3 separate regions of the Homo sapiens genome follow, and regions 2 and 3 are each linked to region 1. The links are chromatin loops, found by intact Hi-C in ENCODE. Cell type or tissue: sigmoid colon. All regions are shown on one strand. Each heading gives the region's core, and the rest is flanking DNA. Links, peaks and the distances in the headings are about the cores only.

Evidence for each region. A loop is a pair of places that touch in the nucleus more often than their neighbours do. Peaks named below come from ENCODE experiments on the same cell type or tissue, not always from the same donor. Only the 100,000 strongest peaks of a DNase experiment are listed, where the experiment ranks them.
Region 2: it touches region 1 in a loop (3-fold over the local background); 2 of 110 quality-filtered maps call a loop at or near these places.
Region 3: it touches region 1 in a loop (3-fold over the local background); 2 of 110 quality-filtered maps call a loop at or near these places.

Annotation. Positions count from the first base shown.
Region 1 is chr6:5,025,946-5,036,686 of GRCh38, reverse strand. The region is part of intron 2 of LYRM4-AS1 (LYRM4 antisense RNA 1); the gene reads right to left. LOC124901248 (a long non-coding RNA gene) reads left to right here and starts at 10,704. Exons shown (of 3, transcript XR_007059422.1): 1 at 10,704-10,741. It also overlaps a transcript of LYRM4 not described here. RefSeq lists a silencer at 5,729-5,889 and an enhancer at 8,451-8,950. In sigmoid colon, for the core only: a CTCF peak has its summit at 5,848 (motif pointing right); DNase peaks (open chromatin) are centred at 3,805 and 5,836; H3K4me3 peaks cover 253 bases.
Region 2 is chr6:4,344,063-4,354,803 of GRCh38, reverse strand. LOC101927888 (a long non-coding RNA gene) reads left to right here and starts at 7,642. Exons shown (of 4, transcript NR_187665.1): 1 at 7,642-7,794; 2 at 7,935-8,171; 3 at 8,998-9,081; 4 at 9,955-10,741. In sigmoid colon, for the core only: no CTCF peak of the experiment used is centred there; DNase peaks (open chromatin) are centred at 4,029 and 6,053; H3K27ac peaks cover 288 bases.
Region 3 is chr6:4,968,925-4,979,665 of GRCh38, reverse strand. It overlaps the pseudogene RPS18P8. Among named protein-coding and RNA genes, the nearest start is that of LYRM4-AS1, 30 kb to the left of the region's middle. RefSeq lists enhancers at 7,037-7,561, 7,562-8,088. In sigmoid colon, for the core only: no CTCF peak of the experiment used is centred there; DNase peaks (open chromatin) are centred at 5,067 and 5,465.

The DNA.
Region 1 (10,741 bases), core at 3,755-8,754:
GGAGAGTGACTATCTGAAGCAATCGGATGCTTTCTTTGCAGAGGGATTTGAATTTGAAACTGTAGAGACCATCAGCACTCGCTAGTCTGGACAGAAGGAGACGGCAGGCAGAGAAAGCAGTGGTAGAAGTAACGAGTCAGGACAAACCATGGCCAAGCAGGGGCTGAGGTGGCCAGGGCTCTATGACAGCAGCCCCAGCTCCTGGAGCAGCACATGCCAGCTCAGCGGAGGCAGCTGGTGTTGCATCTCAGAGCTGCTGTTGAAACCACGCCCAGGTTGCCTGTGAATAACCTTCCTTTCAGGCCTCAGCAGCCTGCTGAGGCGCTCTCTGTTTTTTCCCTCCTATCTCCTAGGCTAACCTGGAAGAGCCTAATTAACACACGTGTAAATTAAGATCTCCTCTGGCTCAATATTCTGGAATTACACTGAGAAAACTCATTAATTCAGACCACTTCTTCCACATTTTTAATTATTCAATTTGGATTAAGCTGGAGTTTATTTTGCTCAACAAAATTTTATTATAGATATAGCTCAAATTAAAAAGAGAGGGGGCAGAGGAATTACTTAAAATATTTAAGGGAACATGCTCTTAACATGTTAATTTTAAACTATTTATTAAAAATTCATGACACAAGGAACTTCAGTTAGGTAAAATGAATAGAATTGTTAAGCTTTTTGCTTTTTATCAGCAAATATTTATTGTCCTTTCTTTGGGCCAGGCTCTGTGCTAAATTCCAGAACACAACATCAAATCAATTAAATAGGCATGATACTGTAGGTTAATTTAGAAATAAAAGTGCAACATAAGAAATATCTTGAAGTATTGTTTTTCACCACCTCCCCAAATATGTCTATATGCATACACATATACTAATATACATACATACATATGTGGGGGGGGGAAGGAAGGAAGGAAGGGAAGGGGGGGAGGGGAGGGAGGGAGGGAAAGAGGGGAGGGGAGGGGAGGGAGGGAGGGAAAGAGGGGAGGGGAGGGGAGGGAGGGAGGGAGGGGAGGAGGGGAAGGGAGGGGAGGGAGGGAGGGAAGGAAGGAAGGAGGGGAGGGGAGGGGAGGGAGGGAGGGGAGGAGGGGAAGGGAGGGGAGGGAGGGAAAGGAGGGGAGGGGAGGGGAAGGAGGGAGGGAAGGAAGGAAGGAAGGAGAAAGAGCCTTGCCTTGAAGCAGCTGGTGGGGGAGGTGGAGGAGAGTGTGACGGATCCCGCTGCTGCGATGCACGCTGAGCCAGAGGTGTGTGCAGGGCATGTCACCTGGCACTGAAGAAAAGATTTTCAGCTGCCCTAGGGGAGGGTCCAGAGAGACTTCCTGGGCATCACTGGGGCTGAGGCTTAAAGGATGGATCTGGGTGACTAGATGGAGAGGAGAGGGCACCTCAGGAAAAGCATCTTCAGGCAACTACAGAGAGTTCAATGGGACTGGACCCCCCAGGGTAAGGGTAGTGGGAAGCACAGCCAATTCTTGTGATTCGAGGTAGTTATGTTCTACGAACATTCTTCAAACCCTGAACTAGCAAATACTGAGCTATTTCTCCTGGAGAAAGCATGGGTTGGGTTCTGTGAGCGTCTGGTCACAACGTTTTCATCAGCTGAAACACCATTTGTGTTACAGAGGTTTGTTTATCAACATCCTAGTAGAACACGCAGGTCTCATCAGCATTGAGAACCTGCCCTTCCACATAACTCTTTTCTTGTATAGCACTCAGCGGGTATTTTTACAATTCTCCCACAGCCTCCTGATCTGCAAAACTCGCCTCGCCTGCCCTGCAGGTTTAACCTTTTTCACATTGTATCACCTTCTGGAACATGAGAGCCAGTCAGCACTAGCTGAGAAGGGCTTGACATGTTCCTGACTGTAAACTTCTTTGGCTTTCAGACTCACAACAATGTTGCTACCACGCTTTTTGAAAAAAAAAAAAAAAAAGCATTGCTGTAAAGGAACACCTAGGCTGGGTAATTTATAAAGAAACGTTTATTTGGCTCTTGGTTCTGCAGGCTGTACAGGAAGCATGGTGCCAGCATCTGCTTCTGCTAAGGGGTTCAGGCTGCTTCCGCTCATGGCAGAAGGCGCAGGGGAGCCGGCGAGTCACATGGTGAGAGAGGAAGCAAGAGAGAGAGGAGGAGATGCCAGGCTCTTTTTAACAATCAGTTCTCATGGGAACTCAGAAGAGCAAGAACTCATTCATTACTGCAAGGATGACTCCAAGCCATTCATGAGGGACCAGATTCCATAACCCAAACACCGCCCACCAGGCCCCATCTCCCACACTGGGGATCACATTTCAACATGAGACTTGGATGGGACAAACATCCAAACTGTATCAGACATCATCTCACGAATCCACAAATTTAGCTGCTTTCCCTTCTTTTCTGTAGTTTCACAACCTACTATAGAAGCACTTTCTAGAGGGGCCTGCAGAAGTGAATTTCCTCTTCCATGGCCTCGATGTATTTGGCTGTTGATTCAGTATCACTGAACTTACTGCCAACAGCACTACAACTCACGCTGAAGGCACCTCATCCAGCACAGGTATTGTCTCCACAGGCACATCGCAGCCTCCTGCACTCAGAGACAGTAGACAGCACTTCAGCACCGTGCCTGGGGACATTTTAAACAGCAAAATCACCAACAAAAGTACAAAAATGCAAAAGCATGGCTCTGGATAGACAGCAGGAAGGACCACTTGTTTCTAGTGTGAGAGCTGGGACAAGAAAGCAGAGGGGTCACCTTGCTTCACCTCAGCCGGGAACAGATGCCTTGGACTACTCAGATTTTTTCCCTGCTCTGTACAAGTCTGTGAATCACTGTGAAGCCACAAGTATTGATTTGGTTTACAAACACATTTTAGTGAAGAGGTGAATTTGCAGGTATGGAATCTAGAAATAATGAGATCGGACTGTAAGGCTGGAGACGAAGATGGAGAGGCTGCTGCCAAGTGACAGGCTGGCTCTTGTCCCAGAAGCTGTGGACTGCCACTGGAGTGTTTCAAGCAAGGGAGTGGCTTGATCTGTGTTGTAGGAACAGCACCTTTTCTCAACTTAAAAGTGTGGCTTGAAGAGAGGAAGACGGGAGACTGGTTAGGAGATGGATGTATCCAGGTGAGGATGAGGGTGGGTGAACGGAGCCAGGGATAGAGGTCCTCAGGGGAGCTGACCTGAGACCCCTGTGAGTCTCGGGTCCTGGCAATGGGGCGGCGGTGAGTGGTGAGGGGGAGGCATTGAGGACAGCGCCCGGGGTCCCCGGCTGGGGCACATGCTGGGGTGTAGGGCAGTGGTCAAGGGCCCTAGCCTTGCAGTCAGACACCCCTGGCGGGCTGTGTGGCTTAGACATGCTCCTCCACTTCCCTAAGCCTAGTTGTTTCATGTCTAGCATAAAGATTCCGTGTGGCAGGAAGAACACACCCCCGGGAGTGATTCTGAGATTGAAATGAGTGCTGGTGCTTTTCACCTAAACAAGGAAAACGGGGAGAGAAGCAGTATGTGGGGTGGGAGGGAGAAGAGTCTGTCTGGGCGTGGGGATTTGGACGTGCCTCTGGACACCCATGGACAAATATCCTGAGGCCATCTGATGTTTTCCGGGGGCCACGGGAGTGGGGGAGGGGAAGGTGGGGCGGAGACACAGACTTGGGCATTACCAGCAGGCAGGGGGCTGCTACCGCCATGAAGAGTGGGCAGTGCCAGGATCAGAGGGCCGGGGTAAAGCCTGCGGAATTCCCACATTTCAGAAGAGGCTGGGAAGGAGGTCAAGGAAGAGCAGCAGGAGGAGGAGAAAGCAGGAGGGTGTGGAGGGACGGGAGGCGGGGAGGAGGAATTCCAGGAGGGAGTGGCCGGGGTGACTGTTCTGAAAGCATGGACTGGAAGCCACAGCACATTTGGGCTGCAAGGAACCCGAGAGATCTTCTAGTCTAATCCTCTTTCAGTCTCCATCCCCGTCCGGATGAAGACAGCGAGATCCAAAAGTAAAGTCAGTTGTACTGTGACTTCCTAGCAGGATACCCTAACTCCTAATTCATAATAAAACTACAGACATTCTCAATTCAAAATTCTTCCTATTCAGTCACACTGGACTTTCTCCCAATGTGACAAAATTATTGAGATTTTATTGACTTACTGAACAACTGTGGTCTTTGCCATGTACTAAGATACTGTGTAGTCAAACTGCGCCTCTGAAATCTATTTTTATTGTACATTTAACAAATTTTGCTGTAAACAATAAGTTTAAAAACAATAGTCATAACTCATTAAACTGTATCTTTTAATTTTAATATGTTATTATACCTCAATGAAACTCAGTTTTAAAAAACAGTGAATAAAAAGTTGAGCTATTAAAACTAAAAAGTAATTATTTGCTAGTTTGTATACACAGACCCAAGAAATAGAAATATAGGAATATTTGGAACTTGCTCCTTCTTACAGCCTTGAGGGAACCGCTTATCCCTTATTACGCCTTGGTTTCCCTCAATGAAACTAGAAAATATTACCTTGCAAGACGCTCATAGTTAATTAATACGTATGAAGCTCTTGAATCTAAATATTAAATACTTGATGATATTGTCTGGTAAATATTATCTAACTGCATTTATAAATACTAGCATTTTTACAGCCTAGTGGTAATTACAAAGTATAGCCCATTTAAAATGAATACAAATATGTGCATATATATTTTTCCTGTGAAAGTAGGAAAAGAAAGTTGAAATTATGCAAGAACAAAGTAGAAAAATATGCCTCTCATATAAGATTGAGTGTTTCCATTGATCAATATAATTTTTAAAATGTTGTGATGATTCTTTTTTTCACTTAATTGGCTATGTCATTTGCACTCTACCTAAGTGAGATATTAATAAATTGTATATGATGTAAATAACAGGAAACAAGAAGAACTGCTGGCCTTATTCATAGTTAATAAAGAGAACCAGATGATGAAATTGTCTGAAAATAAGCCATTTTGTTTATTAAAAAGTTACTTCTGCTCCAGGGATCCAAGTAATAGAGCTTTGTGTTTTCAGAGGGAATGTTGCCATAAATCAGGGTATCACAACCTCAGCACTACCGAGGTTTGGGGCAGCTGGGTAATTCCGTTGTGGGGGCTGTCCTGTGGGCTGTGGGAGGTTGAGCAGCACCCCTGGCCTCCACCCACTAGATGCCACTAGCACCCCCTCCCTCATTTGTGACAACCAAATGTCCCCAGGGGGCAAAATTGCCCTCAGTTGAGAAACACTCCTATAAATATCATGTCCATGCTGGGGTGGGTGTACTTTTACATGTACGGGGGACTGGCCCGTAGGTTTGGCGGTAAGTCCTGGGCTTCCAAATTGGCATTTCCCAGTAGCTGGGCTGATGTGACAGCCTTCGGTTGCTCGGGCCTCCAGGCAGAAAGTGGAGGTGCAACAGGGGCTGTTTGCACGCTGCCTTGGCAGAGTTGGGGTGACAGGCACATCTCATGTGTTCACAGACACTGCCAGGCCTTCTCAGAGCTCATGACTTGCCTCCCCTTTCCCTGCAGTTAGGGAGCCTTTTGTCTTGCCCTCAATTCTCCAAAATAACCCAAAAGGTTTCCTTTATCTTTAACTCTGTTATAAACATGTTGACACTTTGCCAAACAAAAACCTGATGAAACATATTCTGAATTTTCTACTTTCCTACATAAAAACTTACAAACAACAGGCTGAAGGAAAGAATGTGTAGAGAAGATACAGGAAGTGACATCATAAAGCTGGAGGAGACTTTAGAGCTGAGCTGCTCTTGGTCACGCGGCACACAGTCCCAGTGCTCAGTCACCATGTGTCCTGCATGGCTCCCATGTTGGACGGCACAGACGGAACATCTCGATCGTTACAGGAAGTTCCACCAGATGGCGCTGTCTCCAGGGACATCTAGGGCACAGGCCTTACTTTATAACGAAGTCCTAGAGAGATTTATGTTCACCCGGCTGAAGAGAAGCAACGAGCTCAGGGCAGAACCAAGACTGGGAAGCAGCCCAGTTAACCCCACGCTGCGATCTCTCCCGCACACAACTGCCTTGTGGCAGGTCCACACCTGGAATGCCACATGGGGTTTTGGCCATCATAGCCTAAGAATGAGGGTCAGATAGGTAATTAAGAGAATGGACCAACTCTAAATAAAATGTTAGTCCAGTTCAGTAACCATGTCTCGTATACCTGCCATGTACCAGAACTTGGTCTGGTTATGAAGTTGAAAACAAACAAACAAACAAAAACCAAATAGATCCCTGTCCTAGCAGGGCACACAGACTGGGAGGCACTCCTTTCAATCCCACGTAGCCATCCCAAAGATAAAGATGAGCCCAGGGCCCAGCCTGGGGTGGGGAAGGTGGGGAAGGCGTGCTTGCTAGAGGAGATAGCATCCCTGTAAAGAAGGCAAGAAACGAGCTGGGATGGAGGGAGTTGCAGAGCCCAGCACTCAGGGGAGCAGACGGGAGGGCGGCCTGAGGATTCCCCTGACTGTGGCTTCGTTCCACTCACCTGGCTGTGCCCGGCCACCCCATGTAGAGGTCCCTCCTCAAGGCAGCATGTTTAGGGCACCGCCTCCACACAGATTCCCTTCCCATCCTGTGGCCCGCTTCTCATCCTCCACACCTGTCTTGCTCAGTGACGCTATGCTCCATGCAGGCTTATGCTTCTGGAGCCTGAGAACCAGCCTCCACTCTTCTCTCTCACACTCTATATCTAAGCTGTTGGCACACTCTATTCCTTTTTTTTTCGGTAAGTTCTAGAACCTGCTTCATCCATCCCCATGACTATCTTTGTCTCGGCTTCCATCATCTTTTTCTCTCTTTCCCTCTCTTCTTTTTACTTTTTATGTTTTTTAAGAGATAGGATCTTGCTGTGTTGCCCAGGCTGGAGTGCAGTGGTGCGATCATAGCTCACTGCAGCCTTGCACTCCTGGGCTCAAGAAGTCCTCCCGCTTCGGCCTCCTGACTAGCTGGGACTACAGGCATGCTCCACCATGCCCAGCTATTTTTTAAATTTGTTGTAGAGGTGGGGTCTGTGTTGGTCTGACTGATTTTTGAACTCCTGGCCTCAAATAATCCTACTGCCTTGGCCTCCCAAAGCACAGACTACAGATGAGCTGTGATGCTTGGTCTTCTTTATACATTAAAAAAAATTGAGATATAATTCACTGCCATAATATTCATCCTTTTAAAGCATACAATTCAGTAGTTTTTAGTGTATTCACAAAGTTGTGCAACCATCACTGCTATCTTATTCCAGAACATGCCATCACCCCAAAAGAAGCCCCATATCCATGAGCAGCCACTCCTCATCTCCCCTTCCCCTCTCCCTGGCAACCACAAATCTCCTTTTTGTCTCTATAGGTGTCTCTGTTCTGGACATTTCATGTAAATGGAATCCAACAATATGTGGTCTTTTGTCACTGGCTTCTTTCAATCAGCATGTTTTCAAGTTTGTTGAAAGGTTTCCATGTTGTAGCACACATCAGTATCATCACTTTATTCCTTCTTATGGCCGGACAATATCCTCTTGTATGGATATAGTGCTTTTGTTTATCCATTCACGGGTACATAACAGTATGCTTTTGTCTGCCCGTGGACATCAGGGTTGTGTCCACTTCGGGGGGATTATGAGTAGTGTGACTATGCGCATTCCTGTGTTAATCCATTTGGGCTGCTATAGGAAAATACCACAGCTGGGTGGCTCACAAACAACAGAAATTCATTTCTCACCATTCTGGAGGCTGCAGGTTCAAGAAAAGGTACCAGCAGATTTGGTGTGTGCTGAGGACTTGTTTCCTGGCCCATAATGGCACCTTCTCACTATGTCCTCATATGGCAGAAGGGGCCAATGAATGCTCTGGGTCCTCTTTTATATGGCAGTAATCCCATTCATGAGGGCTCCATTCTTATGACCCAGTCACCTCACGAAGGCCCCGCCTCCAAATACCATCACCTTGGGGGTGAGGATTTCAACATAGGAATTTGGGGGAGACACACACCTTCAACCTATAGCAACTCTTGCTCAAGTGTTTGTGTGGACATATGGTTTCACTTCTCTTGGGTACGCCTTCATCTCTTCATAAGATTGGTGAATACATTCCTCAGTTTTTCCTGCCTCCAGACTTATCCTCTCAACCCACTCTCCAACCTTTTAGTCAAATTTATTTATTTATTCATTCATTCATTCATTCATTCATTTATTGAGACAGAGTCTCACTCTGTCTCCCAGGCTATTCATTCATTCATTCATTCATTCATTTATTGAGACAAAGAGTCTCACTCTGTCTCCCAGGCTAGAGTGCAGTGGTGTGATCTCGGCTCACTGCAACCTCTGCCTCCCGGGTCAAGCAATTCTCCCGTCTCAGCCTCCCGACTAGCTGGGACTATAGGCGCGCAGCACCACACCCGGCTAATTTTTGTATTATTAGTAGAGATGAGGTTTCCCCATGTTGGGCAGGCTGGTCTCGAACTCCTGAACCCAAGTGATCCGCCTGCCTCGGCCTCCCAAAGTGCTGGGATTATAGGCGTGAGCCACTGCACCCAGCCTAGTCTAGTTTTTTTAAACATGTAAATCTTTTAAATGTGTAAGTTGTATCATGCTGAACCCTGTATGTAAAATCTTTCCATAACTTTCCATTGCACTGAGAAAAAAATGGCCAAAGCTTCATCTGGCCTTCCTCTTCAACCCCGTCTCTGGGGGATGGGGGAGGGGAGTTGGAGATGGGGCTGGGAACACCCGTCTGTTTCCCCCAGCTCGCTTTAGGGTACAGTGGGGCTACAGTCCTCCGTAGCATAAACGCTGTTGCCACTTGCCTCTCTCCTGTGCCCAGCCCTCCACCAGCCCGGGGCACTTAAGCACCCTGAAAGGGAAAGGCTGCGGTGCCACCGGTCCTGTTGTCTCCAGGGCCCCTCCTGAAAACTCCATGGCACAAGACCCCTGAAGGTGAGAGCTGAGAGGGCCTTGGGGAGCACCCAGCCTGGCTGGCTTTCCAGCTGTGCCCTGGGCAGCTTTGTGCTGCTGGGGACCTGTCAGAGCTGGGAACCAAGGAGTGGCGCTGAGTTCCAGGGCTCTGTGGGTGTGTTTCCTGGCAGTTTTGTTTGAACAGAATTTTTATCAGCAGAAAGAAAAAGGGATCTGAGCTGATGTGGTGGCTCACACCTGTAATCTCAGCACTTTGGGAGGCCGAGTCAGTGGATCACCTGAGGTCAGGAGTTCAAGACCAGCCTGGCCAACATGGGGAAACTCCGTCTCTACTAAAAATACAAAAATTAGGCCAGGTGCGTTGGCTCACGTCTGTAATCTCAGCACTCTGGGAGGCCAAGGTGGACAGATCACTTGAGGTCAGGAGTTCAAGACCAGCCTGGCCAACATGGGGAAACACTGACTCTATCAAAAATTATAAAAAATTAGGCAGGCGTGGTGGCAAGCACCTGTAATCCCAGCTACTCAGGAGGCTGAGGCAAGAGAATCGCTTGAACCCAGGAGGCAGAGGTTGCAGTGAGCCAGGATTGTGCCACTGCACTCCAGCCTGGGCAACAGAGTGAGACTCCATCTCAAAATAATAATAATAGTAAAATAAATAAATAAAAATACAAATACAAAAATTAGCCAGGCATGGTGGCAGGCGCCTGTAATCCCAGCTACTCGGAGGCTGAGGCAGGAGAATCACTTGAACCCAGGAGGTGGAGGTTGCAGTGAGCTGAGATAGCGCCACTGCACTCCAGCCTGGGTGACAGAGTGAGACTCCATCTCAGAAAGTAAAACAAAACAAAACAAAACAAAACAAAATAAAAATAAATATATAAAAAGAAAAGGGGATCTGAGAACAGATTAATTTAATACAGCCCCCTTCATTTATAGAGGAGGAAACCCAGGCTAAGCCAAACGCAGCTCCTTCTTCTCCAGGCCAGAAGCCAGGAGTTGCTGTCCACTGCCTCTCCCGGGGACCCATGGACACATGGCAGTGGCTCTGCCTTCCCCAGGAAGCCTATGGAGTCACCAGGGCAGGCTCAGCGCTCCGGGACACCAGGGCACAGAATGAATGCTGGAGAGAAAACAAGACATGGGCTAACAAAGGCAGAAACAGCAGAGTCACCTGCTCCGGCGGGGCAGAGACCAGGAAAGTGACTCTCTAGCGACTCGGGAAGTGCTGCCTCCAGAAACTCCGTCCAGACCCGCAGAGAGCAAAACCTCAGAGGAGACCTCACGTGACCAGGCTTTAAAGAAAGTTTGTGGGGAGGGGTCCCAGAAATAAACGAAGGGAGGAAGGAAAGAAAGGCGCTGGGTGGGAGCCTCAGGAGAGGCTCTGGGAGGCGGGAGGCTAAGCTGTCCCCCTCCCTCCTCGCTCCCTCCCTCCGCACCCACCCCGGGAGCAGCGGCTGTCGGGATCCAGCTGCAATTTTTCAAACCAATTAAGGAGAAGTGCCTCGGTCGCAGGAGGGAGCGCTGTCGGCCTCTCCTGACTCAGCAGGCACAGACCAGGACCTTTGGGGACGCGATCGGAGGGCTCTAATTGATCCTCTTTAAGGAAGAAATCAAAAGTAGCAGCAGCTACTCTTTAGACTTTAAACTACTGAAGGGGCTTTCAACAGAGGTTTTCCACGGAGCGCGCGGCTTCCTGGCTGCCTTAACTGTCTGTACGCCGGCAGGTTTCCCTCTTCACTCCCATTGTCTCCTGCACAGGCCTCCTGTCCTGCATTCAGCAAAGAACCTCCTCGAATTTGCATTCGGTGTGACATTGCCATCCAAAACAAAGA
Region 2 (10,741 bases), core at 2,935-7,934, 680 kb after region 1:
AGACTCCATCTCAAAAAAATAAATAAAAATAAAAAATAAAATTTGGACAATTATGTAACTACCAATGGCCAACCAGTATATCCTGGATTTCTATGATGTCCCTAGAAATGGATGAAAACACAGAAAATATAATCCCTGACATAGGGAGCTTACAGTCTGGTCAGGGAGGCAAGACCTACGTGGAATAAAACCATGGTATTTTGAAGCTGGAGGGGTGTCATTAGAGAAAATAAAACAGCAACCACCAAACAAGCAAGCAGTCAGTTGGTTCTGATGTCACAGGTGCCACTCCAGTGCTGTTCCACACAGGTCCCTCCTGCAGGTAGCTGCTCTGCCTGCCAAGGCTGCTGCAGGCCTGGGAGGGAGCCCCCACCAGGAACACTGGGAGATCAACCGGGAGATCTTAGGGATTCCAAGCTGGACTCGTGTCCATATTGGAGAGAATGCCCCCGCTTTGGGTTACACTCTGGTGGAGAGGCACCCCCTAGCATGTCGCAAAGTTTGATGAACGTTTTTGTCACATCCTCTGACTTCAGAACCCAAACAGGAGTCCAGGGAGCTGGGCCAACGCTGGCTTCAAACACAAGATGGCATACTACGCTCTGATCCCTGCCTCTCTCTAGCAAAGCCTATTCCCGAGTCAAGATCCTCAGGCCATCTCTTGTTTTTTTTATGCTGAGTGCTTTCCAGGGAACATCTTCCTTCTCCCTTGTCAGTTTAGGTGCTCTGAAAAGCAGATGCTAGGACTAGAGTAGACATGCCAGAGGTTTATTGGAGGAGACATTTGGTGACAAAGGGGAGGGAGCATAGGAAGGCAGGGAGGACCCTCAGACTGAAGTGCGGGTCTGACCCCTGTGAGGGCAGAGAGGGAAGAAGGATGGTCAGGAGGAGCCTCAGATGTCACAGAAGCCCTGAGAGTCCCAGTTGGGCCACTGGGAGTCCCTGGGCCAAAGCTGCCAGGAAGAGGAATCCTCCAGAGTCCTGGCTTTGGCACCCTCTCTGGGTAGCCTGGGGAGGTGGGACCTGGCTTGGCCGCCATGATGGATCCAAGGCTTAGCAGCTGGAGGCTGTAGTCAGCAGTGTTCTCCACAGAAGCTTCTCTTGCAGAGAGATTTGAGCAAGGCATTTCCATGGCTGCCACACCCTCGCAGGTAGGATTTTGTTGGAGAGCTGGAGAGCTTACTGAGCTGTGTCTGTGGGCCTTGTCCTGGCACCCTATTCTGTTCCCCCTGCCGTTGTAATGAAAAGCAGGAAAGAAGTGATTAAACTGCAAACACTGTGGAGCAGGTATGAAGTTCAGATTGTTCACAAGCCTCAGGTGTGCAAAAATAAATTTAGCTATTTCTCAGGCAATTAAGTAATTTCTCTTTCAGTTCAAGGCTTCTCTGTCAGTTTGGGGTTACTTTACTTTAATGAATTCAAGTGTTCCTGATCCTGGCTCCCTGTGGGGTTGCACACACATTCCAGGTCTCACCTGCTGTCATGACAGTGGAGGAGGATGGCGCCTGGTCACCACTCTGCCCTGGCTTCACTGGAGGTGTTTGCAGACCAGGGGCCTGGGGTGCTGGCCTCTGTCACCACCGCCTCTCCTGCTGCTGCCCACGGTGTCTCTCAGGTCTGTGGCTCACACAACCTACCTCATGGCCACTACTGGTATTTTTCAGCTGTGAACCCTAGTCCATTTCTGGTCTGAATTCCTTCTCTCTCCACTTGCAAGTTGACTTCGGCATCATGGCTGGTGTATAGTCTGCATCAGGAAGAGCTGTGCAGCTTAGACTGGCTCCCTTCAGCTAGGGTATTTCCAGAAGAGAGCTGTCCACTGAAGACTGTCCACTGGTGACATCTGCTGCAGCTAGGGGAAGAAACACTTCATTCCTGAAATGGGAGCTGGGAGGGAAAGCTTCAGCACGAGGGCACCTGTGGGCAGACGTCTCAAGAGCGTTGACATTATGGTCCTCGTCACATCCCGTGAAGATACAAATGGAATTTACAGTGATGTGAATTTAGACCTACAGTCCCACTCCTCTCTCTCAAGGGACAGTTCATGCATCTGAGGACTATGTGTCCAATGGGAGAACCTTCTCAGCCTTTCCTGTCTGCCTTTGTGTTCTCTTCCATCTCCTCACTCCCCATGGGCATTTCCACCGTAGACTGTCAGGGAAATCAAAAGCAGGGAAATGCAAACCAGTCCATAGCCAGCTCTGGCCAAAGCCTCACCTGGATGGGACATGGCAGTGGCAGCCTTGGCTCAATGGGTTTGGAGGAATTTCCAATGGCTTTCACTCCCGCAGCTGTCACATGGACAGTCGCAGTGTCTTCTCAGGGCGTCTTCCCAGCATGGCCACTACAGAATTGTAAAAAGCCTCTGGAAGCCCATGACTGCACCTCTGCGATCTCTCTCCCACCCTGCCCATAAACAGCCCAAAGGAGAATCCTCACATTCAGACAACATAAAATGTGCTTGAGTGGACACAGATTTCTCACTAATTCTCCGTGAAATCCATGTCACACTGCCACCTACTTCTTTCTCTATTACAGTAACACAGGAATGAGTCATAGTCTGGACGATCTTCTAGAACCCCCCGAGAGCTGCAAGAGCTGGGAAACAAGCCCAGGCAGCGCTGCCAGGCCTCTCGATATAACGCTGCTTTTGTGCCAGACCCACTGGGGGCTGTGCCTCTGCGACATTTCAGCTCTAGAAATGCTCCCTCTCCATTTCCAGCCGCCATCGCACACACGCAGATGCCTGAAATTCCCATGGCTAGTGACTCACGCCTCCTGGCTCGGCAGCAAGAGTCCTGAGCTCACTTCACTTTTGTTGAAAATGAAGAAGCCACTGGGAGGGGTGTTGCTTTAAGTCAGAGAGTGTCAGAGCTGGACGGGATCTTAACTGCAACCCTGTTCTGGGTGCTCGTCCAGCTGGGCACTGCCATCACAGCCCAGCCCGGGGAAGCCACAGGAGAAGCAGGGCTTTTTGGACTCTGCAGAGCAAAGTGTTCCTTACACTGGAATGTAGTATAAAGCAACACTTTTATAAACAAACAAGGATATGATGTGATGCAGAATGCTGAATCTGGGTGAATTCGTAAAATAGAGCGTGATATGTTGGCCACTACTGGACGGTTACTAGTTCCTGCACTCATTTACAGTGGCTGTGTGGCTGCTCTGTTGGGAAGTTTGGGAAAGCGCTGCTTAGACAACAGCAAGCTACCGTGTGACCCAACAATCCCACTTCTGGGTATACACCCCAAAGAATCAAACACGGGATCTGGAAGAGATATTTACACCCCCGTGTTAATGGCAGCATTATTCCCAACAGCCAAATGGTGGAAGAAATCCAAGTGTCTCTTAGTGATGAATGGATAAACAGAATGTGGTCATCTACACAATGAAATATTATTGAGCCTTGAAAAGGAAGGAAATTCTGACACACTGCAACATGGAGGAACATTATGCTCAGTGAAATCAGCCAGACACAAAAGGACAGATACTGTGTGATTCCACGTACATGCAGTACTAGAGTAGTCAAAATCATAACAACGGAAAGTAGCATGAGAAGGGCCAGGAGCTGCTGGGGAAGGAGGGGAAATGGGGAGTTGGTGTTTCATGCGGACAGAGTTTTCGTTTGGGGAGATGAAAAAGTCCTGAAGATGGATGTTGGTGATGGGTGCATAACATCCATCTAGTGGATACTGTGGCATCCAATACCACTTACTATTGTATGTCTTGTATCTTCCCCATGCACAAACTCCACCTCCTTCTCTGGACAGCTCCTGAGGGTTGGGTGATGCCTCATTCACTCTTACAGTGTAATTTTCCTAATGCCACTAAACTGTACCCCTAAAAATGACTAAAATGGCAAATGTTGTGTTACGTTAAAAGGGGAGGGCTGCATGTGAGAACACTAGTGAATTGCCAGATCACCTCATCCCACCCCTCCCTGTCCATTTCCAGGTGTTGGAAGCTGAGTTCAGAGAGCTGCTGTCATTTCCTGGGGTGCACGGCTGGTTAGTGCTGGAGCTGAGCCCAGGCTTCCTGACCTCTACGTCAGTGTTCTTTCCTTAAAAAAACCCATTGTTTATCATTTTTTTCCATGCTGATTGGAGAGATGGCAGTCAGATGAGGCAGATGTGGCTATGTCACTTGTGGCCACTCCTCTTTTCCAGTCCCGCTGCCACCACCCTTGTCCAGGTGTGCACAGCCTGAATTACAGCAGTAACCCTAATTTGCCTCCCTGACTCTAGTCAAATGCGTTTTGCTCACACTGCTGAGGGACAGACTAAGCATTTCACCCCCTGCCTCCCAAATGTCCATGGTTTCCCATTTTCAAGAAGAGGAACAGCAAAAGTTTTAGACTTAAATGTGACACAATTAATTGGTAATGGGCATGTGTCCTCCAAGAAGCAGATACTGAAATAAAATTCAAAGTGCAAGAGATTCTAGGGGATAGCCACCTGTGAAGCCTAAGGAGGTGGGAGCAGGAGAAGCTGAGAGGGAAGGAGCATTGGACAGGAAGAGCCCCAGATCTCATGGCAGTCCTGAGCGAGTCCTAGGCAGACAGATGGCAAGTCCTTGAGCCAAAGCTGCCCATAAAGGGAATCACCCAGAGGGCAAGAATGGCCCACTTCTAGCACCACTGCCAGGCTCAGTGTTGGCCGGAGGCAGCTGGCAGAAGTGCGGCCAGGTGCGAACACCCTGATGGATCCAGAGGTGCAGCTTCCCGGAGGTTTCAATCAGCTGTGATCTCTGCAAAAGGTTTGCTTGCAGGCAGGCACCTCTGTGGCTACTGCAAGATACTTGGTCCTTTTGCTTTTATATACTGAGGAACATCTGGATTCTGAGGCCATAGTCAGGCCACGAAGAAGGGCCACAATGGATCACTGGTGTTTCTTGGCTTTGTGTAGGAGGTGGTTAGGTACAGGGATAGGATAGTTGTGGCGCATCAACAGTGCATTTGGCATCCCTTCTCTTACACTGTTAGATAGAGTCAAATTCCATAGTCTGGTGTTCAAGGTTATTCATAACCTGTCTCTCTGGCCATTGAATGCTATGGAGTTCTCAAGGCAAAAACCGCCTCCTCCTTAAATCCTTCCCCTTGTCCTCTGCCTTTGCTCTAAGCCCCCACAGCCCTCTGAGCCTTACTTATGGCACCTACTATTGTATATCTTGTATCTTCCCCATGCATAAGCTTTATCTCCTTGTCTGGACAACTCCCCGGGGTTGGCGTGATGCCTCATTCACTCTTGCAGTGTGGTTTTCCTAATGGCATTGACGTACAGTCCGGTCGAGTTAAATTAACTTTCTCCTCTCAATGGACTCATCACATGGGAACATTGAATTCAATACCAACACGGGGGCTGACGCCTGGGCCTCCTCCCTCCAAGAACGTAGAGGGTTTGATCATGTGTTCCTGCTACCATGCAGTAAAAGGTGAGGCTTTCCTTTACCGCCGCATGTCGACCTGTCCTTCCACTCAAATAGAAGATATCCACAGCAAAGAGCCCTGTGTTTCTCTAAGAACAGACCTCGGCAGAGGCATTTTATAACATCACAATATAAGGACCAGCACCTTATTTTTAAAAAATACTTTTTAGGCCGGGCATGGTGGCTCACGCCTGTAATCCCAGCACTTTGGGAGGTCGAGGCAGGCGGATCATGAGGTCAGGAGATCGAGACCACCCTGGCTAACATGGTGAAACTCTGTCTCCACTAAAAATACAAAAAAATTAGCCAGGCACGGTGGTGCATGCCTATAGTCCCAGCTACTCGGGAGAGGCTGAGGCAGGAGAATGGCATGAACTTGGGAGGCGGAGCTTGCAGTGAGCTGAGATCGTGCCACTGCACTCCAGCCTGGGTGACAGAGCGAGGCTCCGTATCAAAAAACGAAAAACAAAACAAAAACAACTTTGTAAAGCCCTAACAATATATAAACGGTAGCTATTCAATATCTCTTCAGGAATAAAGCAAGCAAGGAATGCCAAAATTGGAGGCTGTGGTGGGGAAGGCGGCTGGCAAGACTCAGAACAAAATGTGCTGCTCTACTGTTTTGGCCTGAGCCAGCTTTGGCCCCATGATGGATCCCAGGCCACTGAGTTTGAAAGTAACGTTCGGCTAATTCCATCTCGTCTTCGACAGATCACTTCCTCCTCTGCTGAGATTTCTCACAGCACTTCATCTCTCTCTGCTCTCTGGTCAACCCCAGTATCAGTCATCACCACGAAATACATCACTCTGAAGTGAAAGTGTGCTGGGCCCTTCCTAATTGTGCAGAAATAGGCATAATGAGCTAGCCAGTTGTGCTGCCTTTTAAAAGAGAGAAAGAGAGAAATGAAAAAGAGTCAGAGTCACTTCAAGAAGAAATGAGCTATCTTTATAAAAGCAGGGGACAACTTCTAGAAATAACCTCCAGAGTGGAAATTTGATGACTGCCTTATTCAAAATACTTGCTGTAACTTAAAATACACTGTCAGGGTATTATAGAAAAGACACTTGTACTTTGCAGGAAAAAATAAGGCTTCACGAGTAGGAAAAATATTTTTAAATGATCTATTTTTCATAAAAATGTAGTGCTCATGATTTGTCACCGAGGCATGGGCGCTGGTTTCATCTAGCTGCTCTCATTTGCTCCGTGATACGCCTGTGCTTTCCAAGGACACCCAAGGGGCTGCACCCCTCCATAAGCAATGTTCAAAAGGAGCACGGGGCAAGTGCTCCCAGCGCCTCATGGCTACAGAGCCCTGGGCAGTGGCACCGGCCGCCTGAGACATGCCCCTGGGACATCTGGGTTTCCTCTGCCCATTTCTCCATGCTGTAAACAAAGAGTGGTCACTGGGTTGCCACCTACCCACAACCATGGCCATACATGCCACCCAGCAGTGGCATGAGTCAAGCCCTATCCCATTCCGTAGGGCAACAAAGCCTGCTAGAAAATCAGAGCCAGTGCTTATGGTTTTCTGCAAAACAGGTAAGATGGCAGGTGAGTTCCTCCAGCCTTTCAGCATCATGCTCACAGTCCCTTCTCTCCGCTCCAGATGACCCTAAGTGTCAGCCCAGCGATGGCGCACAAATCCAAGGATGTCACCCAATTCTACTGATGGCTGAAGTGGGTCTGCCCCCCGAAACAACTCTGGACAGTTTTCTGTCACTCCTGTGACCTCTCCTTTCTCCAGCTATCACCTGTTGGTGGTCCCTGATTCCAGACAATGAGTCAGGGACCCAGAGGGAGAGTCAGCGTAATCCCCGACCTCAAAGGAAAACCTAGACATGAGGGACAGAGACACAGGAGAAACAGCAAAAGAGACAGAGCCAGACAGAGAGACATGCAGGAGACTGCGAGATGGCAAGACAGAGAACCAGAGGAAGAAAGGTAGAAAGAGAGGTGAAGAGAGAAAGACAGGTAAAATAAGGAGAGGGAGGAAAGAGAGCAAATTGAAAAGGATTTTCTTTCTTTTTTCTCTCTGGTGGCTTGAAAGTTCTTTGAAATGATTCATTCTCTGTCCTCTTCAGACAGCAGCAATCAGCCCATGCTCATGTGCAACCTCGAGGAAGCCTTCCTGGCTCAGGGGAGGAATGTGCTCTTTGTCGCTCTCTGGCCATTGGCTGGCCCCTGAGGGCTCCAGGGCGCCCCTGATAACTACATTTAGACAGGCAGTCACAAGCCTGGGGACTGCAGGCACAGTGAGGAAGGTAGGGAAGGGTCTCTCCAAGACAGGCCCACCAGGAGCCCCCACTGGGAATAATGCAGCCCCTCTCAGGGGATGGAGTGTCTGGAATTCCATGGCTGAGGTGCAACAGGTGACTGAAGGTTTGAGGAGGCAACGCTGCCACTCACAGTCAGAAGCAGAGGGGATGAGATGGCCAGATGTGATTGGAATCAGACACAGTGAGGTTTGAATCCTCACTCTGTCCTTTTTGTTGTGTGGCCTGTGTGACAGGTCCCACAGCCTCTCCAGCCTCTGTGGGAAGAAGGATCATCTGATGCCTATGTAATAGAGTTGCTGAAGGAGTGGAAGCAGCTTTGACATTATCAGTGGAACCCACCAGTGCAGACTGCTTCACCAAGGGCACCTGAGGCAGCAGATCTGAGGATTAGGGACGTAGGGAGCTGAAGCCTGGCTGGAGAGGTGGTGCGCACAAGAACCCCCACATTCCCCGACAGGAGCCTGAAAAAGGTAAGTGGCAGCCAACATAGGTTTCACAGCCAAAAGTGGAGGATTTTATGCAGCAGGCCAGTTCTCTGAAAGCCCACTTGTGAAAGGATACGTTCTGGGGATACCCACTCCACCTACTTACAAAAAGCCTGTTTGAAGGGAGAGGCTTTCTGGCCATACTTGGTGAATTTATATATATTTGTCAGGCTGGGCACGGAGACACAAAAATTAGCCAGGCATGGTGGCACGCGCCTGTAGTCTCAGCTACTCAGGAGGCTGAGACAGGAGAATCGCTTGAACCCAGGAAGCAGAGGTTGCAGTGAGCAGAGATCGCTCTACTGCACCCCAGCCTGGGTGACAAAGCAAGACTCGTTCTCAAAAAATAATAATAAAATAAAATAATAAAATAAATATATTCGCCTTGTGCAATATTTCAATGCTTGGCAAGGGAAGTTTTTAATTTTTAACTAATTTCTTTCTAGTCCTTGGTAAAGCCATTTTCTGTCTTGCCTACATTTTAGCTTTTTAAAAACCCTTTCTCCAGTTTTACTGAATTGACTGATTTACCCCCCAAAAAAGTTTGTTTTAGTTTTTTATAAAATTTCTAGCAATAGATTGGGAATGGCAGAGGGAAGGGAAGACTAAGAGACAGAGGAGGAGTAGTCTGAGGGTCAAAGAGGGGCAGTTTGGTCACCAGCCTCCAGTGAGTTCTACCTTTGGGTCTCCCCTTCCTTGTGTCATCCTCTTCCATGCTGGATAGGAATGATTTGTGTAACCAAGAGGACAATGCAGAAATAACATAGCAGTTTCCCCCTTCCTCTCTCTTGGATCACTTACACTGGGATAGCAAGACGCCATGTTGGGAGGACACGGAAGCAGTTCTAGGGAGAGGAGCACATGGCAAGAAGCCAAGGCCTCCTGCCCACAGCCGGTGAGTAGCCATCTAGGGGGTAGATGTTCCAGCTCCAGTCTCAAATGACAAATCACCTTAATTGTGACCTTACAAGAGACTCCAAGCCAGAACCATCCAGCTAATCTGCCCCTGAACTCCTGACCCACAGAAATTATGGGAGATAATAAATACTTGTTGTTCTTTTAAGCCATTAAATTGGGGGATAATTGGTTCTGTAGGCAGACAGAGGAGGACTCTGAAAAGCAAAGGAGGATTTGAGGGACCCAGATCCCTGCAGTCCTGACTTCCCATGGCTCTCCTGGGCCCTGTCTACGCATCTGAATGAATTGCTATAAGCTTCATAAGCAGCTGAAAGGAATATATATTTTATAAGTTGGAAAATTTGATGAATTGGTCATTATGGAAATAGATCCTTAGATGAATTGACTTTCAGTGAATTAGTTTTCTGTGAGTAACCTAGAGCTGGAATATCTAGAGTGTTTTTATATTTTTGAATCATAGAGCCAGGGTTTTAGAAAGCATTTCACCTGAGAGATGTTAAGGTGAGGCTGATATAAATAAGTATCAAAGTAGTAGTAGCTGAGACAGAGGTTTGGGAGACATAATATCCTCTGTCCCCTCTCTCTCATTCTCATTACATTTATCTGGGTCATTGTAAGGCAAATGTAATAAACTCCCTATCCATGGATGACAATACTTATACTTTTTTATTTTTGGTAATCTGTGATTATGTTTGGGAATAAATTTGCCTCTACAGGATGATGATAAGAATGTAATTTGCAGATAGAATAAAAACAGAAATTGGATTCATAAATAATGTCTCCACAGATGCTTAAAAGATGAAAATTCTACTACTTTCACTAACATGTGGAAGCCTAGTTTCTTTTGCAGATACCCTGTGATTGCCAGCAAGTAAACCAGATGCAATTGTGGTTTCCGTGAAGCACAGCTGGAAAACTGCTGCCCCCACGGAGGAAGAGGAAGATGGGAAGATGGTGGTTACTGCACACCAGGCACCAGCCTCGGGGCTATGAGCTGTACAAACATTACCCATTTTATCCTCGTGACCATGTTCTGAGAAGGCTGTCAATGATCTCACTTTATACATGGGGAAATTCATGCAGACAGAGGCTGACTAAATTGCCATGGTCACTCAGCTAGTAGGAACTGGAGCTGTAACTTGAACCCGGGTCTTTTGTTTCTGTGGCTCCTGGTAGCACATGCCGGGCTTGAAGTGAGATCCGGAGGATGTTGGAAACAACGTGTTCCCCATCATGAAAGTCCTTATGATACCTTATGATGCAGAGTTGGCAGCCAGGAGCAGGGGCTTCCAGAAGCATGGCTGACCCTTGTTGGGATCTCGCTCCTGTGAGCCTTGGAACGTCTAGGGAGAAAGAGCAGCCAAATTTAGAGCTGCAGGAGCTTTGAGATGCAGCTCAGGCATCATCTCTGGGAAGTCTTTCCTGGAACCACAGCCTGGGCCCTGTACCTGATTCCCAGCCCCTGTGGCTCTTTTTGCATTTGCTGCCTCTTTTCACAATTCTGTCTCCTTATGTCTTCCACTCTACACGCAAGCCCCTTGAGGGCAGGACCATGACTCAGTCATCCTGTACCCTAGCACCCACCCTGGGTCTGCATCTGGAAGGAGCTCACTAAGTGATTATTGAGCCAAACTGAA
Region 3 (10,741 bases), core at 3,429-8,428, 57 kb after region 1:
TTAATGTGGTATATCACATTGATTGATTTGCATATGTTGAGCCATCCTTGCATTCCAAGGATAAATCCCACTTGATCATGGTGAATGGTTCTTTTACTGTGCTGTTGAATTCTAGTTGCTAGTATTTTTTTAGGTATACAAACTATTAATTAACAGACAAGGCCTACAGACGTATTTCTTCTTGGACATACCGATGGTATGGCCCTGGTGGCCGGTGGTCTTGGTGTGCTGACCTTGGACACAAAAGTCCCAGAATTGGTGCGGTCCTTTATTGACCCAAATCTTGTTCAGTTTCTCCAGACCATTGGTCAGGACCTGGCTATATTTTCCATCGTCGACATCCTCCTGTCTGTTCAAGAACCAGTCTGGGATCTTGTACTGGCATGGATTCTGCATAATGGTGATGATATGCTCCACCACATCCTCAGTGAGTTTTCCTGACCTTTTGGTGAGGTCAATATATGCTTTCCTCAACACCACATGAGCATATCTTCAACCCACACCCTTAATGGCAGTGATGGCAAAGGCTATTTTCTGTCACCCACTGAATACTCACAAAATGTGCTGGAACTTCTCAAGGATCACTAAAGACATGGTGGCAGCATGAGCAGCAGTCTGTAGGACTTTGGTGTAAGAGTAGCTTGCTAGTATTTTGTTGAGGACCTTTACATCTATGTTCATTAGGGATATTGGCCTTTAATTTTCTTTTCTTGTAGTGTCCTCAGCTGCTTTGCTATAAGAGTAATGCTGGTCTCATAAAACAAAAGGTTTTATTTTTTTTCCCCAAAAAATTCCTTTTCTGATAAAGTGTCCTTGCCTTTTTGCACCAAGTCTGGCTCCATTGATGAAATAATAAACTCTGAAGCTGATGTCACTACTACGCTCCCAGGCACTTTAGGATGTTTGACATTTTATTTAGGAGACAGTTTCGTTTTTCTACTGAATGATTACAAAGAAATCATTTTCCATGCAGCATACTTGCTCTCAATCAAAACACTCGGATGTGATTTCAAAGCCTTGACACAGACCTGGTGGGCTGTGGATTTCCAGGAGGGGCTGACTCTGGACACTGTAGCCCCCTGGGCCTCCCCATATGTGTGTGTGTGTGTGTGTGTGTGAGAGAGAGAGAGAGAGAGACAGAGAGAGAGAGAGAGAGAGAGAGAGAGAGGTCGAGCAGTGACTGTCAGCCCTGATTCTAGATTCTGGGTGGCAGCCCCCAGATCCTAAAGGGAGAATCTGCTGATCCCAGAATTCACCCAAGCTGGAGAAGCTTAGCTTTTAGATGCTGTGCAGTCTTCTTGCACTTTTCTTCTGTACACTGTGTAGATCCACATATGATCTCCAAGGACTGAATTCTGAGGGATGCCTGCAGTTCAAGGAGATTAAAGTATCAACAGTTTACCGTGTGCCAGGGAGCGCTAAGCAACTGTGTGAGTTTCCTTATTTAGTTCTCCCAAGGACCCCATGAGGTAGGGACACCAGTGCTCTCTCTTTTTAGCAAGTCTGTGCATTGAGCTTCTCGTTAGTTTTCAATTCCCACAACCATAGTTTTAAGTCAAGGCTTCCTCACTGGAACAACAGGCATAGAAGCGCTTGTGTCCCCTGACTCCTGGATATTGCTCTGAGGAGTCTGACCCAGCATCTGATGTGTGCTTGGCTGTGCCAAGACAGAAACTTTAAACTGCGGACATAGAAGAGGCTGGTCTCTAGCCTGGACACCATGCAGGTGACACTCAAATGACAGAGTAAATAAAGGGGATTCTGGGAATATGTATTCCTGGCAATAAATGACACAGAAAGAGTCGCTGTAGGAAAACACGACTCCCGCCAGACTGCACAAAGGGTGGAAAGAGGGAAGGAGAAAGGTGTGTGCTTGATTCTCCCTGAGAGTTGGAACAAGACAAAAATGCCCACTTTCACCACTTCTACTCAACATAGTACTGGAAGTCCTACCCAGGGCAATCAGACAAGAGAAATAAATAAAGGGCATCCAACTTGGAAAAGAGGAAGTCAAACTGTCACTGCTTCCTGATGATATGATCGTATACCTAGAACACCCTAAAGACTCTTCCAAAAAACTCCTAGATCTGATAAATGAATTCAGTAAAGTTTCACGATACAAAATTCATGTACACAAATCAGTAGCTCTGCTATACACCAACAATGACCAAGCTGAGACTCAATCAAGAACTCAATCCCTTTTACAACAGCTGCAAAAAATTAAAATAATAATAATAAAATACTTAGGAAAATACTTAACCAAGGAGGTGAAAGATCTCTACTAGGAAAACTACAAGGCACTACTGAAAGAAATCATAGATGACACAATCAAATGGAAACACATCCCATGCTCATGGATGGGTAGAATCAATATTGTGAAGATGACCATACTGCCCAAAGCAATTATAGATTCAATGCAATTCCCATCAAAATACTATCATCATTCTTCACAGAACTAGAAAAAACAATCCCACAATTCATATGGAACCAAAAAAAGTACACATAGCCAAAGCAACACCAAGCAAAAGGAAGAAAGCCAGAGGGATCACATTAGCTGACTTCAAATTATACTACAAGACTATAATCACCAAAACAGCATGGTACTGGAATAAAAATAGGCAGATAAACCAATGAAACAGAATAGAGAACACAGAAATAAAGCCAAATACTTACAGTCAACTGATCTTTGACAAAGCATACAAAAACATAAAGTGGAGAAAGGATACTCTATTCAATAAATGGTGCTGAGAAAACTGGCAAGCCACATGTAGAAGAATGAAACAGGATCCTCATCTCTCACCTTATACAAAAATCAACTCAAGATGGATCAAACACTTAAATCTAAGACCTGAAGACATAAAAATTCTAGAAGATCATATTGGAAAGGCTCTTCTAGACATTGGATTAAGAAAAGAATTCATGACTAAAAACCCAAAAACAAATGCAACAAAAACAAAAATAAATAAATGGGACCTAATTAAACTAAAAGGCTTCTGCACAGCAAAAGAAGTAATCAGCACAGTAAACAGACAACCCACACAGAGTGGGGAGAAAATATTCTCAAATGATGTATCTGTCAAAGGATAAATATCCAGAATCTACAAGGAACTCAAACAAATCAGCAAAAGAAAAACAAATAATCCCATCAAAAAGTGGGCAAAGGACGTGAAGAGACAATTCTCAAAAGAAGATATACAAATAGCCAACGAACATATGAAAAAATGCTCAACATTGGCGGGCGCCTGTAGTCCCAGCTACTCGGGAGGCTGAGGCAGGAGAATGGCGTGAACCCAGGAGGCGGAGCTTGCAGCGAGCCGAGATCTTGCCACTGCACTCTAGCCTGGGCGACAGAGCGAGACTCCGTCTCAAAAAATAAATAAATAAATAAATAAAAGAAAAAAGAAAAAATGCTCAACATCACTAATTATCAGGGAAATGCAAATTAAAACCACAATGAGATACCACCTTACTCTGCAAGAATGGCCATAATTAAAAAATTCAAAAACAATAGATGTTGGCATGGATGTGGTGAAAAGGGAACACTTTTACGCTGCTGGTGAAACTGTAAACTAGTACAACCACTGTGGAAAACAGTGTGGAGAGTCCTTAAAGAAGTAAAAGTAGAACTACCATTCAATCCAGCAATCCCATTCCTGGGTGTCTACCCAAAGGAAAAGAAGTCATTATACAAAAAAGACACTTGCACACACATGTTTATAGCAGCACAATTCACAACTGCAAAAACACAGAACCAACCTAAATGCCCATCAGCCAATGAATGAATAAAGAAAATGTGGTATATTTACAACGTGGAATACTACTCAAATGTAAAACTAAATGAAATAATGGCCTTTGCAGCAACTTGGATGGAACCGGAGGTTATTATTCTAAGTGAACTAACTCAGGAATGGAAAGCCAAATATCATATGTTCTCACTTACAAGTGGGAACTAAATCATGTGGACGAAAAGGCCTAAGAATGATGTAATGGACTCCAGGGGGAGTCCAGGGAGGAAGGGTGGGAGGGGGATGAGGAATAAAAGACCACATATTGTGTTCAGTGCACACTGCTTGGGTGATGGGTTCACCAAAATCTCAGAAATCACCACTAAAGAACTTATCCATGTAACTGAAAACCACTGGTTCCCCAAAAAACTATTGAAATAAAATAAAACTTTTATTTTTATTTTTAGAAAAAGAAAGGTGCGTGCTAGGAGGAAGGCGCCAGATTAAAGGCGTGTGAAGGGGCTGGCAGGCTGGGCTCGGAGGGGGAATGGGGCCTCCAGCTCTCAGCAGGGCAACAGTGGAACCACCTGGATGGCGGGACAGAGAGGAGCTCACAGCTCGTCCTGGACCCCATCCCCAGAAGAAAATGTCCCACCTGCTCCTTCCAAGACCACCTGGATGGCGGGACAGAGAGGAGCTCACAGCTCGTCCCGGACCCCATCCCCAAAACAAAATGTCCCACCTGCTCCTTCCAAGATGCAGGGGGGCTTTGTGCACAGGGCTTTGTGGGCTCTGTAGGAGTAAAGGTACCGAGTTTTTGCACCTCCCTGGAAATTCTCTGATAACTGCCACTGTATGCCCTGGTGTCAGCCGTCACCAGCCAGGATGAAGACTCGTGCCCCAGGCCAGGTCCCAAACAAGCTTGTGGCTAAAGGAATTTCACATATCTTTAGTCTCTCTCTCTCTGTCTAAAGTAAAGGGAAGAAGAGAGGCCCTTTGAAATATCTAGAAATATCTGAGCTAAATGTATGGGTAAAAATTCCTTTCACAAAATGCTATTTTTCAAAAGGAAGCAGGGTGTCTATTTTCACCAAGATGGATATTTCACAGCACTTTGGGATGTTCATAAACACTTTCTTGCCTTCATTTAGCCCAGGAAGCTGAAAAAGAGACAGAACTGAATGAATTTGCCTTGCTTATTCTTCCCTGAAAGATGGCAGACAGCAAGTTGCTGCTTGGCATAAACCCAAGACCTGCGTGATTAAATAATATATAACCATGGGGAGCCAGCAGGCACATGAATTGGTTTTCTAACAAGTGCACTTTCGGCCAAGAGGGTTAGCTGAGGTGCCTGCTCCCTGTCTCAGCCAGACCAGCAGCCTCGGGGCTTCCAAATACAGCCACTGTCTGCCCCAGGCGTATTCAAGATGGAAAAAAAAATGCACATTTAAAGGAGTCCAAATCTTATGTAAAAACAAGTCCACAGGTCCAGCTGGAATGGTCCTTCCAAAGAGGGAAAACACCAATTTAAATATTTGATTTGTATCCAAATCCATTTCATCAAAGACCTGGCACCCAGAACAGTCTGCCGACCCATCTGAGAAAGAATACAGACATTTCTGGTGTCCCTGAAAAGTAGCCTCAGCTCCCCAGGCCACCGGAGCCAAGAGCCAGAACCGGCTCTGAGTTTGGGGCATCAGATTACCCAGCCCCAGGATTACACACAGGCAAGTCCGGCTGAAACCGGAGCTGCCCCAACGCTTGCTTTATGCTGGCTTTGGGGCTTGAGCTTCCTCAGTCACAGCCAAACAGGGCCTGAGGCTGGGAGCTGGTGGGCTGGGAGCTGGGGCCTCCTGGAGAGCTGGGTCCAGCCCCTCGGTTCCAGCTTCCCTGTGCTTTCTGCCACTCTCCCTGGATCCTTCAGCGGCAGATTTTCGAGTGGTCCGGCCAAAGCCCAAGACAGTCACTGAATAATCGGCTGCAGTTTGCAAAGCCATTCCGTTTTGCAACTGCTGTTTTCATTCAGAATTTTCTGGAATTCCAATCCTCCCCCACCACCCTCCATGGTAGGTTTGTTTTTTTTTTTAAGTCTTCACACTTGGAAGGCACTTGGGCCTCTGAGGTGAGGACATGGGAAGGACTCGGATCTGCCTCCCCACTTTGGAAGGACACCCAAGACACAAAGGGACCGAAGGGAGGGCAAGATGGAGCATCCCAGCTGCTTCTGGGAAAAGACCAGGCCATAGAAATGGGAGAGCAGGGAGCACCCCACATCACAGCACTGCTCGACACTCGGCTATCCACCTCGAAAGCAAGATGCCGATCATCAAAAAGCAGAGCACGAGAAACAACCAAGTCATCAGACAGACAAATCTCCCTCCCTACCACGCCTGGCGCACAGTGGGTGCCCAGTCAATGTCAGTTCAGTCGAACTGTTTGTTGACAAGATCGCCTCACTGAGTACCAACTTCCTAACTCTCTTTTCGCCCGTTGGAAAGGTCAAGTTATTTGTACTTCATGGACTGTTCCGAGCAACTCTTCTGACACTTTTTAAAAAACAGCTTTGCTGATCAAGACCATTAGGGATATTTTGTCTCAAATATTCAAAAAATGCATGTCAAGGGGGAAAACTAACTCCATAGAAATCTTTCTTTAAAACAATTTATTTACCCATTATTTATTTATTTGAGACAGAGTCTCGCTCTGTCACCCAGGCTGGAGTGCAGTGGTGTGATCTCAGCTCTCTGCAACCTCCACCTCCCGGGTTCAAGCAATTCTCCTGCCTCAGCCTCCGAGTAGCTGGGATTATAGGTGTGCATCACCACATCCAGCTAACTTTTTGTATTTTTAGTAGAGACGGGGTTTCACTGTGTTGGCCAGGCTGGTCTTGAACTCCTGACCTCAAGTGATCCACCCACCTCGGCCTCCCAGAGTGCTGGGATTACAGGCATGAGCCACCACACCTGGCCTAACAATTTATTTATTTAAATTGTGGTAAAATACAGCGGAAAATGTACCATCTTAACTATATTTATTTTTATTTTTTTGAGAAAGTCTTCCTCTGTTGGCCCAGCTGAAGTGCAGTGGCACTATCTCAGCTCAAGCAATCCTTCCACCTCCGTTTCCTGAGTAGCTGGGACTACAGGTGCACGCCACCATGCCCAAAAATGTTTTGTGTTTTTAGTAGATACGGGGTTTCAGCATGTTGCCCAGGCTGGCTTGAACTCCTGGGCTCAAGCAATCCACCCACCTTGGCCTCCCACCGTGTACCATCTTAACCATTTTTCAGTGTGCATTTCAACAGTGTTAAGTGCCTTCACACTGCTGTGCAGCCGTCGCCACTATCCATCTCCAGGTCCTTTCCATCGTCCCAAACTGAAATTCTGTCCCATTAAACACTCACTTCTCACTCCTCCTCTCCCCGTCCCCTGGCAACCCCCGTTTGTCTCTGTGAAATTCACTACTCTAGGAACCTCACGTAAGTGCAAAAAATTGTTTTTTTAATTTAGAAAATATCTTGTGGCTAACGAGAGAATTATCAGCTGAATCCACAGATTTGACATTTCTGTTCCATGAAGCCACAGTGACACAAGCTCTGGTGTTCCAGGGTGAACAGTTCTTCCCTTGGTCACTATTCCTGAGGGAGTGACAGTCAGGATGCATCAGGGTTTGACACAGTCTCTGGGCAGGCTCCATGCTCTCCTGGAGATTTAACTCAGTGTGCTTGATGTGGGCCAACCTGGACCCCAGGTGGACACGCATGCTCGGCCAGTGGCTCTGTGACCCTACCTTTCATCCCTTCCCTCCCTCATTCCACGCTTCCCTCAGCCTGTGCCCTGCTCAAGTCCCTCCTGAGCCTGGAGACTCCTTCTCCATCCAGCTCCTGCCCACGGTCAGCTCCTGGGCTGCCCCATGTCCCCCCCACTCCCTCCAGGCCTGCAGCTGGCTCCTTTCACTCCCTCCAGGCCTGCAGCCGGCTCCTTTCACTCCCTCCAGGCCTGCAGCCGGCTCCTTTCCTCTTCTCTCCCCTTGTTTGTATCGAGCCCATCAATGACTTCCCAATGCCAAGTCCAGCAGGCCTGTTATAGGCTGAATTATGTCCCCCCAAAATTCACTGTTGAAGTCCTAACCTCTAGCGTCTCAGAATGTGACTGTATTTGGAGATAGGCTCCTTACAGAGGTGATTAAGTTAGGGTGAGGCTATCAGAGTGGCCCCTAATCCAGTAGAATTGGTGTCCTCATAAGAAGAGGAAATTTGGACATAGACAACACACAGGAGATTGAGACCATCCTGGCCAACATGGCGAAACCCCATCTCTACTAAAAATACAAAAATTAGCTGGGTGTGCTGGCGCGTGCCTGTAATCCCAGCTACTCAGGAGGCTGAGGCATGAGAATCACTTGAACCCGGGAGGTGGAGGTTTCAGTGTGCCTAGATTGCACCACTGCATTCCAGCCTGAGTGACAGAGTGAGACTCTGTCTCAAAATATATATATATACATATATATATATAGGGAGAGAGAGAGAGACAGAGAGAGAAGTGTAATATATATACAGAAAAACTACCAACCCTGAGTACACCTTGATGAATTGTCACAAAGTAGGCACACCTGGGACACCAGACCCGAATCAAGAAAGAGAATATTACCAGAGCCTCCCTCCCTACAAGCACCATTCCCCGAAGCACATCCCGAGTGAGTGTGTGAGGACACAGCAGGAAGGTGGCCATCTGTGAGCCAACAGAGAGGCTTCGGGAGGAACCAGCCCTGCCCACCCTTTGATCTTGGACTCCCAGCCTCCAGAACTGTGAGAGAAAATGTCTGTTGTTGAAGCCCCCGGTCTGTGATACTTTGTTATGGCAGCACACAAACAAACAAATACCAGGCTCCTTCTGGTCCTTGTCCTCCTTGTCCTCCCCTTTCCCTCTGCTTGCCCCCTGGGTGCTGCTGCTCTGAGATGACCCCTCCTCGCTGTGCCTGGCATTCCTCTCTCACAGTCCTGGCATCACTCACACACCCTTCCCGAGCCTCAGCTGGGTGTGCCAACTGCTTGCCAGACATTCGCTTAAGACAGCTCCACAGGCCAAGTCGAATCCAAGATCTTGGAGAGGCCAAGATCTCCAAGTCAGCCAGGTCAAAACAGAATGAGTGGCCCTCTTCTGCCATACCCAATTTCTTCTTGTTTCCAGTGTCACTGGCTCCTCTTTCCTTCAACCGTAACCAATCAAACACCGCGTCCTGATGATTTTACTTCAAAGGCATTTAACAAAATCCCTTCAGTGATTCCCTGTCACAGGACGAGATTGCAGCTCATCAATCTGGTAGACAAGGCCCCCCTCCAGTGCCCCACCACTCCGTGCCCCACAGCCCGGCTCCTGGAGGGCTACGCTGTCTCAAGGCTCTGGGACGTTCTTGGACTGTGCCTGGTCTGCAACACATTCTCGTTTTTCTTTTTCTTTTTCTTTTTTTTTTTACCATATCCTCTCTCAAACTGTTTATCCTCTAAGACTCAGCTTGGGCATGACCTCCTCCAAGAAGGCACCCCTGAATTCCCGGGCTGTGTTGAGTGCCCCTTCTTGATAGTTCCAACACATCTAGGGTGCCCTCATCATCATCATCATCATCACCAGGGTCTTGCCATCATCAGTACAGTTTATACAGCAAAATCATGTACTGAGCAATGGTCGTGTTGGGCACGTGTTTAATCTCATTTGACCCTTAAAACAACCCTGTGGAGGAGGTACTACCTTATCCTCAGTTCACAGATGAGGATACTGAGGCGCAGAGAAGTTAAGCCACTTGTCCAGGGTCATAGTCTATTATAGCATTATTCATCCTTTGTATCATGACCTCATCTTCTAATCTCCTCCTCCTTTGTACTGCCTGCTATGGTCTGAATGTATGTGGTCCCCCACCGAAACTCATGTGTTGAAACCTAATCATCCATGTGATAGTATTAGGAGGTGGGGTCTTTGAGAGGTGTTTAGGTCATGAGTGTGGACACCTCATGAATGGGATTAATGCCCTTATAAAAGAGGCTCCAGGGAGCTCCTGTGCCCCTTCGCCATTCGAGGACACAGTGAGAAGGTGCCATCTATGAAAGAGAAAGTCGGCCCTCACCAGACACCACATCCACCAGCGCCTTGATCTTGCACTTTCAGCCACCAGAGTGTGTGTGTGAATAGTACATTTCTGCTGTTAATAAGCCACTCAATTTATGGTATTCTGTTACAGCAACCCAAACAGACTAAGACACTGCCCTTGAGAACAGGAGCCACATCTAATTTATTTTTGGATCCCCAAGGCTCAGCATAAGTAACATGATAAGGAGTTGTTGCCATGAAGAACTGAACAGAATCGAATGGAACCTCTCACAGGCCACCTGGTCTGGCAAAGGCAAGACACCAGCTTCCTGGCTTTAGCTCCTGCCCTATGCCCAGGACTGGCCTTAGGTAAGAGTGGGTCCACATGGGATTCTGTAGGAAAGGAACCTGCCTACACAAGTTCTGTAGGAAAGGAACCTGCCTACACATGGAAAATATCTTTCCTATCTGCTCTACGGAGCTGCACATCTCTTTAAGGGAAAGAACACCCTCATTCCATAAATCAAAGTAAAGATTCAAAAGAAAATATGGCTGGTGCCCACCTTTCTCCGCTTGGCAGTTTGCACTTTTATCCATTGGCCAATTTGTTGGTTTGAAGACCTACCCTTCCTTTTATCAATCAATTCCAGAATCAATAATGCTTATTCTTTTATAATCAAAGAATGCATGCATTGTTGAGATGTACATATCATTACATGGAAATTAGTCTGCTGAGAGCTATCCTGCTTTTGATTATTTTATATGGGGCAAAAAGAACACGTGAGGATGACAATGAGAAGAGGTTTTTGTTTTTGTTTTTGAGGTACAGTCCTGCTCTGTTGCCCAGGTTGGAGTGCAGTGGCATGATCTTGGCTCCCTGCAACCTCCATCTCCCAAGTTCAAGCAATCCACCTGGCTCAGCCTCCCATAGGG